Regions from separate parts of the Homo sapiens genome. Here all the other regions are linked to region 3. A link is an interaction called in ENCODE POLR2A ChIA-PET data of the cell type or tissue named here. Cell type or tissue: OCI-LY7. All regions are shown on one strand.

Region 1 (2,500 bases), 65 kb before region 3:
TCTTTTGCCCATTTTGTGAGGTTTTTTTTTTGCCATTTTTTTCATTGAATTGTCTGACTGTCCTTTTCTTATTGACTTTTTTTCTTTTTTTTTTTGAGATGGAGTCTCGCTCTGTTGCAGTAGTGCGATCTCAGCTCACTGCAACCTCTGCCTCCTGGGTTCAAGAGATTCTCCTACCTCAGACTCCTGAGTAGCTGGGATTACAGGGGCCCATGACTATGCCTGCGTAATTTTTGTATTTCTAGTAGAGATGGGGTTTCACCATATTGGTCAGGCTGGTCTCGAACTTCTGACCTCAGGTGATCCGCTCACCTCGGCCTCCCAAAGTGCTGGGATTACAGGCGTGAGCCACTGCGCCCAGCCTCTTATTGACTTTTAGCAAGTTTTTCTATATTCTGGATTCAAGTCCTTTGTCGGGTATATGAATTATGAATATCTTCTCCCACACTCTGGCTTGAATTTTCATTCTTATTGGTGTCTTTTGAGGAACAGGACTTCTTAAATTTAATATAGTTTAATTACCAAGTTTTTGTAAATAAGAATAGCCTAAATCAATACTGAGAAGTCATATTATAGCTGTTATACCGGTAACAAAACAAGAAAGCTAATTTTGAAACTTCCCTGTACTGCTGAGGATTCTGGGAAACAAATACACTCATTTCATTGCTCAAGATTTTTTTTAATTTTTAATTTTATTATTATTATTACTACCATTATTATTTTTGAGGCAGAGTCTCACTTTGTCGCCCAGATTGGAGTGCAATGGCGCGATCTCGGCCTACTGCAACCTCCGCCTCCCGGGTTCAAGCGATTCTCGTTCCTCCACCTCCAGGTGGGAATACAGGCACCCACCACACCCAGCTAATTTTTGAATTTTTAGTAGAGACGGAGTTTCTCTACTACAGAGAAAGGAGAGGCAGGCCAGGCTGGTCTGGAACTCCTGAGCTCAGGTGATCCGCCCGTCTCAGCCTCCCAAGGAGCTGGGATTACAGGTGTGAGCCACGGTGCCTGGCCGAATTATTATAAAATATATAATTTTTAAACATTTGATAAGCTCTTGCCCTAACCCTTCCTCTCTTACAGGGCGTCTCATAGTCGCTGCCTGAATCCTCCGGCTTGACGTTAAGTTAGAAGAGCAGGAGTTTTTCCATTAACCAGTTAGGGACTCTGGGCAAGTCCTTTGACCTCTCTGTCCTCGGTTTCTTCGTCTGGGAGGACCCTCTGCACCCCCTGGGTTTAGAGAAGATATGACCGTTCAGCAAAAGCACCTGAAGACAGCGCTGCAGAGGCACGGTCAGCACCGTGATTCCCATGTCTGCAGCGACCCCTGCTGGCTGCCGGCCCGGGCTCGGGGTCCACCGAAGCCCGCCTCCAGCCCCTACTTCTGTGCTTCCTGGAGGGCACTGCCCAGGAGCCTGGGCAGCTGCAGGTGGGTGGGTCCTCTGAGTCCGTTTTCCCCAGTCCTCCCTTTCGTCTTCTTTCCTCCTTCCCCCGCTACAGCCTGGGGTGGGACAGGAACCCCGAGAGACCTCACACAATTCTTCCCGGTAACTATCCCCCACCCTTGGACATTGCTTGACCACTTTAGTGTGCAAGACCTTTTTCACGAATACTCTTTCACTGGCGTGCTCAGAAGGAAATTTCTTTGAATGTGTGGGTTTATGAAGACAGCTTATACAGCCAAGAAGTACTTCCTTCAGAAACTAAAAATTCCGGCCAGGCGCTGTGGCTCACGCCTGTAATCCCAGCACTTTGGGGGACCGAGCCGAGCGGATCACAAGGTCAGGAGTTCGAGACCAGCCTGGTCAACATGGAGAAAACCCATCTCTACTAGAAATACAAAAATTAGCCGGGCATGGTGGCACATGCCTGTAATCGCAGCTACTCGGGAATCTGAGGCAGGAGAATTGCTTGAACCCGGGAGGTGGAGGTTGCAGTGAGCAGAGATCCCGCCACTGCACTCCAACCTGGGCGACAGAGTGAGACTCCATCTAAGAAAGAAAGAAAGAGAGAGAGAGAGAGAGAGGGAGGGAGGGAGGAAGGAAGGAAAAAGAAAAGAAGGAAAGAAAGAAAGGAAGGAAAGAAAGGAAACTAAAAATTCTAAGACATCCCAAGGGAGGATAGGACTCTTCCCCTAGACATCCCCTCTAGGGGATGTGGCGGGTGGGGTCTGGACCACAGGTTCTGGTGCCTTGCTTCATTCTCCATCCCCACACTTCATGGAGTTGATGTTCTCACATCTCATGGTTGATCAAACGGAGTGTCCGAGTGGTTAAATAACTTGCCTAAGCTTCTAAGTAGGTAGGTGAGGTAGGTTATTGGCAGAATTTATCTGTCGAGACTTCAGAGTTTGTGCATTAAAAATAAAATAGAATAAAAATTCTTTTTTTCTGATTATTTAAAAAAAAGCTTTCAGAGATTCTGGAAAATATATAAAGAATATAAAGATGAAGCTGAACATCACCCAGATGTCCTCAACTCAGTAATAGTCATTGTTAAT
Region 2 (2,500 bases), 150 kb before region 3:
GCAATGGCCCAATCTATGAAACTGAAATAACTTTGCTGAGACATTTCAGCTTTCTCATCTGTAAAATGGCAATAATACTTGAATTCCCTCCTTTTCAGACTTGTTGTGAGATTAAAATAAAATAATAAAAAGCAACAAATTATAAAGTCATTAGTAAATGGATGTATCCTACTGTGTCATGATTATCCAATTTATTTAAATGACATAGGCAATCAAATTTCATAATTCAGGATTTAAAAAATTGTACTTGGGGCCTCTCAATTCCTTTCCTGTCTGATTTGGTGAAATATAATAGGTAGGTAGTTGGTAAATAAGTCTTGTTTCTCACAGGTTGTATATATCTATCTGGTTGGAAATAAAATAAAGATATGGCAGACTAATGCCTATTTGCACGTGCTTTTAGAACATCTCTACTGTACTGTAGCACCATTAGATGATTAGTATTAGTAACTAATGCTCTGGAAGTATGAGAATAATAAAATAATGATGAAAACAAAAAGAATAAAGAAAAATAGAATACTCATACTTTATTATAGTTTTGTATTCTTTTTTCTAACTTTAAAAAAAATTTATTATAGCCACACTGAGAAACAGTCTATAAAAAAATGAAAACAATTCTTATTTTTTAGAGACAGGGTCTCACTCTGTTGCTCAGACTGGAGTGCTATGGCATGATCATAGCTCACTGCAGCTTTGAACTCCTGAACTCACGCAATCCTCCCACCGCAGCCTCCTGATTAGCTAGGACTACAGATGCACACTACCATGCCCAGCTAACTTTAAATTTTTTTTTTTTTTTTTTGTAGAGAGAGGGTTTGTTTTGTTGTCCATGCTGGTCTCAAACTCCTGGCCTCAAGCAATCCTTTTGCCTCAGCCTGCCAAAGTCCTAGGATTATAGGTGTGAGCCACCACCTCCAACTTAGGTTTGTATTATAAAATTAACCTCAGAAGCAAATCACTGCTCCAGACTCTGTGAAACCATGTGATCTTGGTCTATTTTGTGTTGCCATAACAGAACACTTGAGACTGGGTAATTTATAAACAAAAGAGGTTTATTTGGCTCACAATTCTGCAGGCTGGGAAGTTCAAGGGCATGGCCCTGGCCTCTGGTGAGAGCTTCCATGCTGCAACATAACATGGTAGGGAAGGTCAAAAGGGAAGTGAACACATGTGAAGAGGGAGAACCTGAGGGATGTCTCAGCTTCATAAACAACCCACTCTCACTGGAACTAATCCTTTCCGACAGGAACTAATCCAGTCTTACACCAAGCCATTCATGAGGGATCCCCCCCATGATCCAGACACCTCCCACTAGGCCCACCTCTCAGCACCACCACATGGGGGATCAAATTTCAACACGAGTTTTGGTGGGGACAAACAAACCATGTCCCAGCCACGCCACATGTGGCACACCAAAGCAGAAACATAAACATATGAACAGCTGTTTTAGAGAAAGTCTGTTTTCTATGCTGCCAGAAATACAAAGCAACGGTACTTATTCTGATGGGTTCTTGAGTTATTTCAATCTTTTCCACATATTTCCTAAGCATCATTCCTTCATGTACAATTAGATGGCCCTCAGGCTTCATCCCATCAGAGATCAGAGTCAAATCCCTATGAAATGAGTTGAATTTCATCCTCCCAAAATTCACATGTTAAAGTTCTAACCCATAGCACTTCAGAATGTGACGTGATTTAGAAATAGGGTCATTACAGGACAAGTGCAGTGGTTCATGCCTATAATTCCAGCACTTTGGGAGGCCAAGGCAGGAGGATTGCTAGAGCTCAGGAGTTTGAGACTGGCCTGAGCAACATGGCAAAACCCCATCTTTGCAAAATACACAAAAATTAGCCAGACATGGTGGTGCGTGCCTGTAATCCCAGCTACTTGGGAGGCTGAGGCACGAGAATTGCCTGAACCTAGTAGGTGGAGGTTGTAGTGAGCCAAGATTGTGCCACAGCACTCCAGCCTGGGTGACAGAGTGAGACTCTGTCAAAAAAAAAAAAGAAAGAGGAAGGAAGGAAGGAAGGAAGGAGAAATAGGTCATTACAGATGTAATTAGTTATTTAAAAAAAATAAGAAATAGGGTCATTACAGATGTAATTAGTTAAAATGAGGTCATACTGGAATAGGGTGGGCCCCTAATCCAATATGACTGGTGTTCTTTTTTTTTTTTTCTAAACAATATTGTATAAAGACTGGTGTTCTTATCCAAGGGAGAAATTTGACAGACATGCATAGAGGAAAGATGGTGCAAAGAGACACAGGGAGAAGACGGCTACCTACCAGCCAAAGAGAGAGGCCACAGACAGATTCCCTTACAGCTCTCTGAGGACCAAGCAGCCCTTCTGACACCTTGATTTCAGACTTCCAGCCTCCAGAATGCGAGACAATACATTTCTGTTGTTTAAGCTATCCAGGCTGTTGCCCTTTGTTATGGCAGCAAAAAAATACACCTTTCTTGTAGGAGATACTTATTTGTGATTAGTTCCAGAGGAA
Region 3 (2,500 bases):
ATGAATTTGTCCAAGGTCACCTAGCTAGGATTGCTCCTCCCCTGCCCCCCTACAGTGCTCTCGTTAACAATCTGCGACCTCGGGCAAGGATCTTAGATGCTCTGGGCCTCCTTTATGAAATGTCAACAATGCCTTCCTCTCAGGGCATGGGGGACAGCGAAGGAGAAAAGGAGAGGTAAGTGAAGCGAGGGGAGAAACCAGGCTTCCTGAAGGTGACTGTGGAACCAGCCACTGCAAGGGCAGCTCGGGCACCTGTGGGCTCTGGAACTCGCCTTTGCGGAGTGCCTGCCTGGCCCAGGTCCCCACACTGCACCTGTACTTCCTGTTGTTGAGGTTGCCCCTGTCTCTTCAGGTTCATTCAGGATACTGAAAAGGGGCAGAATCATCAACAAATATTTGCTTAAGTAATTGAAAAGAAAGGGAGGCCGGAAGAGGAGCTTATGGAGATGAATGGCTTCTAGAATTTCCTTCTTCAAGGCAAGATTTGAGGACAGGGACTGGTTTATGTGAGTGTTTTCCTTTTTGAACATTTTTTTTTTTTGAGGCAGGGTCTTGCTCTATTGCCCAGGTTGGAGTGTAGTGATGCGATCTCGGCTCATTGCAACCTCTGCCTCCCAGGTTCAAGGGATTCTCGTGCCTCGGCCTCCCAAGTAAGCTGGGATTACAGGCACCCGCCACCACGCCTGGCTGATTTTTTGTATTTTTAGTAGAGACAGGGTTTTACCATGTTGCCCAGGCTGGTCTCGAATTCCTGACCTCAGGTGATCTGCTCACTTTGGCCTTCCAAAGTGCTGGGATTACAGGTTTGAGCCACCGCACCCGGCCTTCTTTGTCATTTCTCAATCCTGGAAAGACTTTTCTTTGAAAAGGGAAAGGAGGTGTTTTTGGATGGAGATGCTGGGAAGTAGCAGCTTTCAGGAGGCGTGGAAGGAGGGAAGTCGAGGCTAAAGTGTCAGCTGTGGAGAGAGTGGCAGGAGCAGCCGTCAATCATGAAATCACTTTTGCTATGGCACAAGGCAGTATGCACGTTTATGCTGCCACAGAGATGTGGTGGAATCAAAACACCGTCTAGGTGTTTTCCCCAACAGGAAGTGGTTCACTGATAGGTGGAGCTGAGGTATGACTTAAGCCACAAAGAGAACAAACAAACCAAACTTCACTGCATGAGCCTGGGCAGCTGGGGGCAGCTCCCTACACACAGGGCAGGCCTGGATCTAGGGAGATTGGGAAGCCAGTGGCACCTACTTCATCTGCCAGGGGACAACTTGCTTCTGTTGCTGCCAGCACTGGGTGGTGTTGAAACGCTGGGCTGGACTGTGGTCGCTTAGGCAGCAGACAGACTTCCCAATGAGGCCCTGGGGCTAGGAGGGCAGAGTGTTGGTGGGATAGGTCCCTGAATATAGGGGACACAGGTCCTCTTATAATTTCCACCTACAGCTCTCTGCATGCCTGAGGGTATTTCCTGAAAAGTTTGTATACAATGACTGCAAATAATCAAAATGAGTAACTGTAGAAGAAAATCGGAGGTGTAAATATTAGAAACGAGGAGCAGAATTATCACTATTAATTAGCAAATGACTTTTTTCCTTCCCACAAAAGCAAACAAATCCATCTCTACACACTCTACTTCTGCATGGTTTTGAATTTTAAACAAATGGAATCGTATTCATCTTTCATGTCTGGCTTCTGTTCAATGTTCTGCTTGTGACATTTGCCAATGTTGTAGACAGTTTCGGTTCATTTTCTTTGCCATAAAGTATTCCATAAGACTATACTACATTTTATTTGTGCTTTACAGTGTCGATGGATATTTTTGGTGAGTTGCTTCAGTTTGGACTCTTATAAACAATGCTGCTGTATCATCAATCTTATGCATGCATTTCTGTCCAACTGAATGAAATGACTGTGCCTTTTTTCTTTCTTTTTTTTTTTTTTTTTGAAATGGAGTCTCACTCTCTTGCCCAGGCTGGAAGTGCAGTGGCGTGATCTCGGCTCACGGCAACCTCTGTGCCCCACCCCGCCACGGGGGTTCAAGTGATTCTTCTGCCTCAGCCTCCCGAGTAGCTGGGATTACAGGTGCCCATCGCCACACCCAGCTAATTTTTGTAATTTTAGTAGAGATGGACTTTCACCATGTTGGCCATGCTGGTCACGGACTCCTGACCTCAGGTGATTGGCCCACCTCGGCCTCCCAAATTGCTGTGATTAGCGGCGTGAGCCACTGTGCCCGGCCCCTTTTTTGTTTTTAAGAGACAGGGTCTCGCTCTATTGCCCAGGCTGCTGTATTGCAGTGGTGCAATCATGGCTCATTGCAGCCTCGAACTCCTGGGCTCAAGCAATCCTGCCACCTCAGCCTCCCGAGTAGCTGGGAGTACTACAGGTGTGTGCCACCATGCCTGGCTGATTTTTTTTATAGTAGAGATGAGGTCTTGCTATGTTGCCCAGGCTGGTCTTGAACTCCTGGCCTGAAGCCATCCTCATACCTCAGCATCCCAAAGTG

The links. Peaks named below come from ENCODE experiments on the same cell type or tissue, not always from the same donor. Only the 100,000 strongest peaks of a DNase experiment are listed, where the experiment ranks them.
Region 1: POLR2A ChIA-PET joins it to region 3 with 5 read pairs; 14 of 35 experiments call an interaction of 5 or more read pairs at or near these places.
Region 2: POLR2A ChIA-PET joins it to region 3 with 5 read pairs; 2 of 35 experiments call an interaction of 5 or more read pairs at or near these places.

What each region holds. Positions count from the first base shown.
Region 1 is chr1:225,961,392-225,963,891 of GRCh38, reverse strand. No RefSeq gene overlaps it. Among named protein-coding and RNA genes, the nearest start is that of LEFTY2, 21 kb to the right of the region's middle. In OCI-LY7, CTCF peaks have their summits at 1,126 and 1,333 (motif pointing left); a DNase peak (open chromatin) is centred at 1,301.
Region 2 is chr1:226,043,520-226,046,019 of GRCh38, reverse strand. No RefSeq gene overlaps it. Among named protein-coding and RNA genes, the nearest start is that of H3-3A-DT, 18 kb to the left of the region's middle. In OCI-LY7, no CTCF peak of the experiment used is centred here; no DNase peak of the experiment used is centred here.
Region 3 is chr1:225,895,907-225,898,406 of GRCh38, reverse strand. No RefSeq gene overlaps it. Among named protein-coding and RNA genes, the nearest start is that of LEFTY1, 8.0 kb to the right of the region's middle. RefSeq lists enhancers at 974-1,083, 1,224-1,433, 1,377-2,140. In OCI-LY7, no CTCF peak of the experiment used is centred here; DNase peaks (open chromatin) are centred at 336 and 1,076; H3K4me3 peaks cover 1,628 bases; H3K27ac peaks cover 1,813 bases.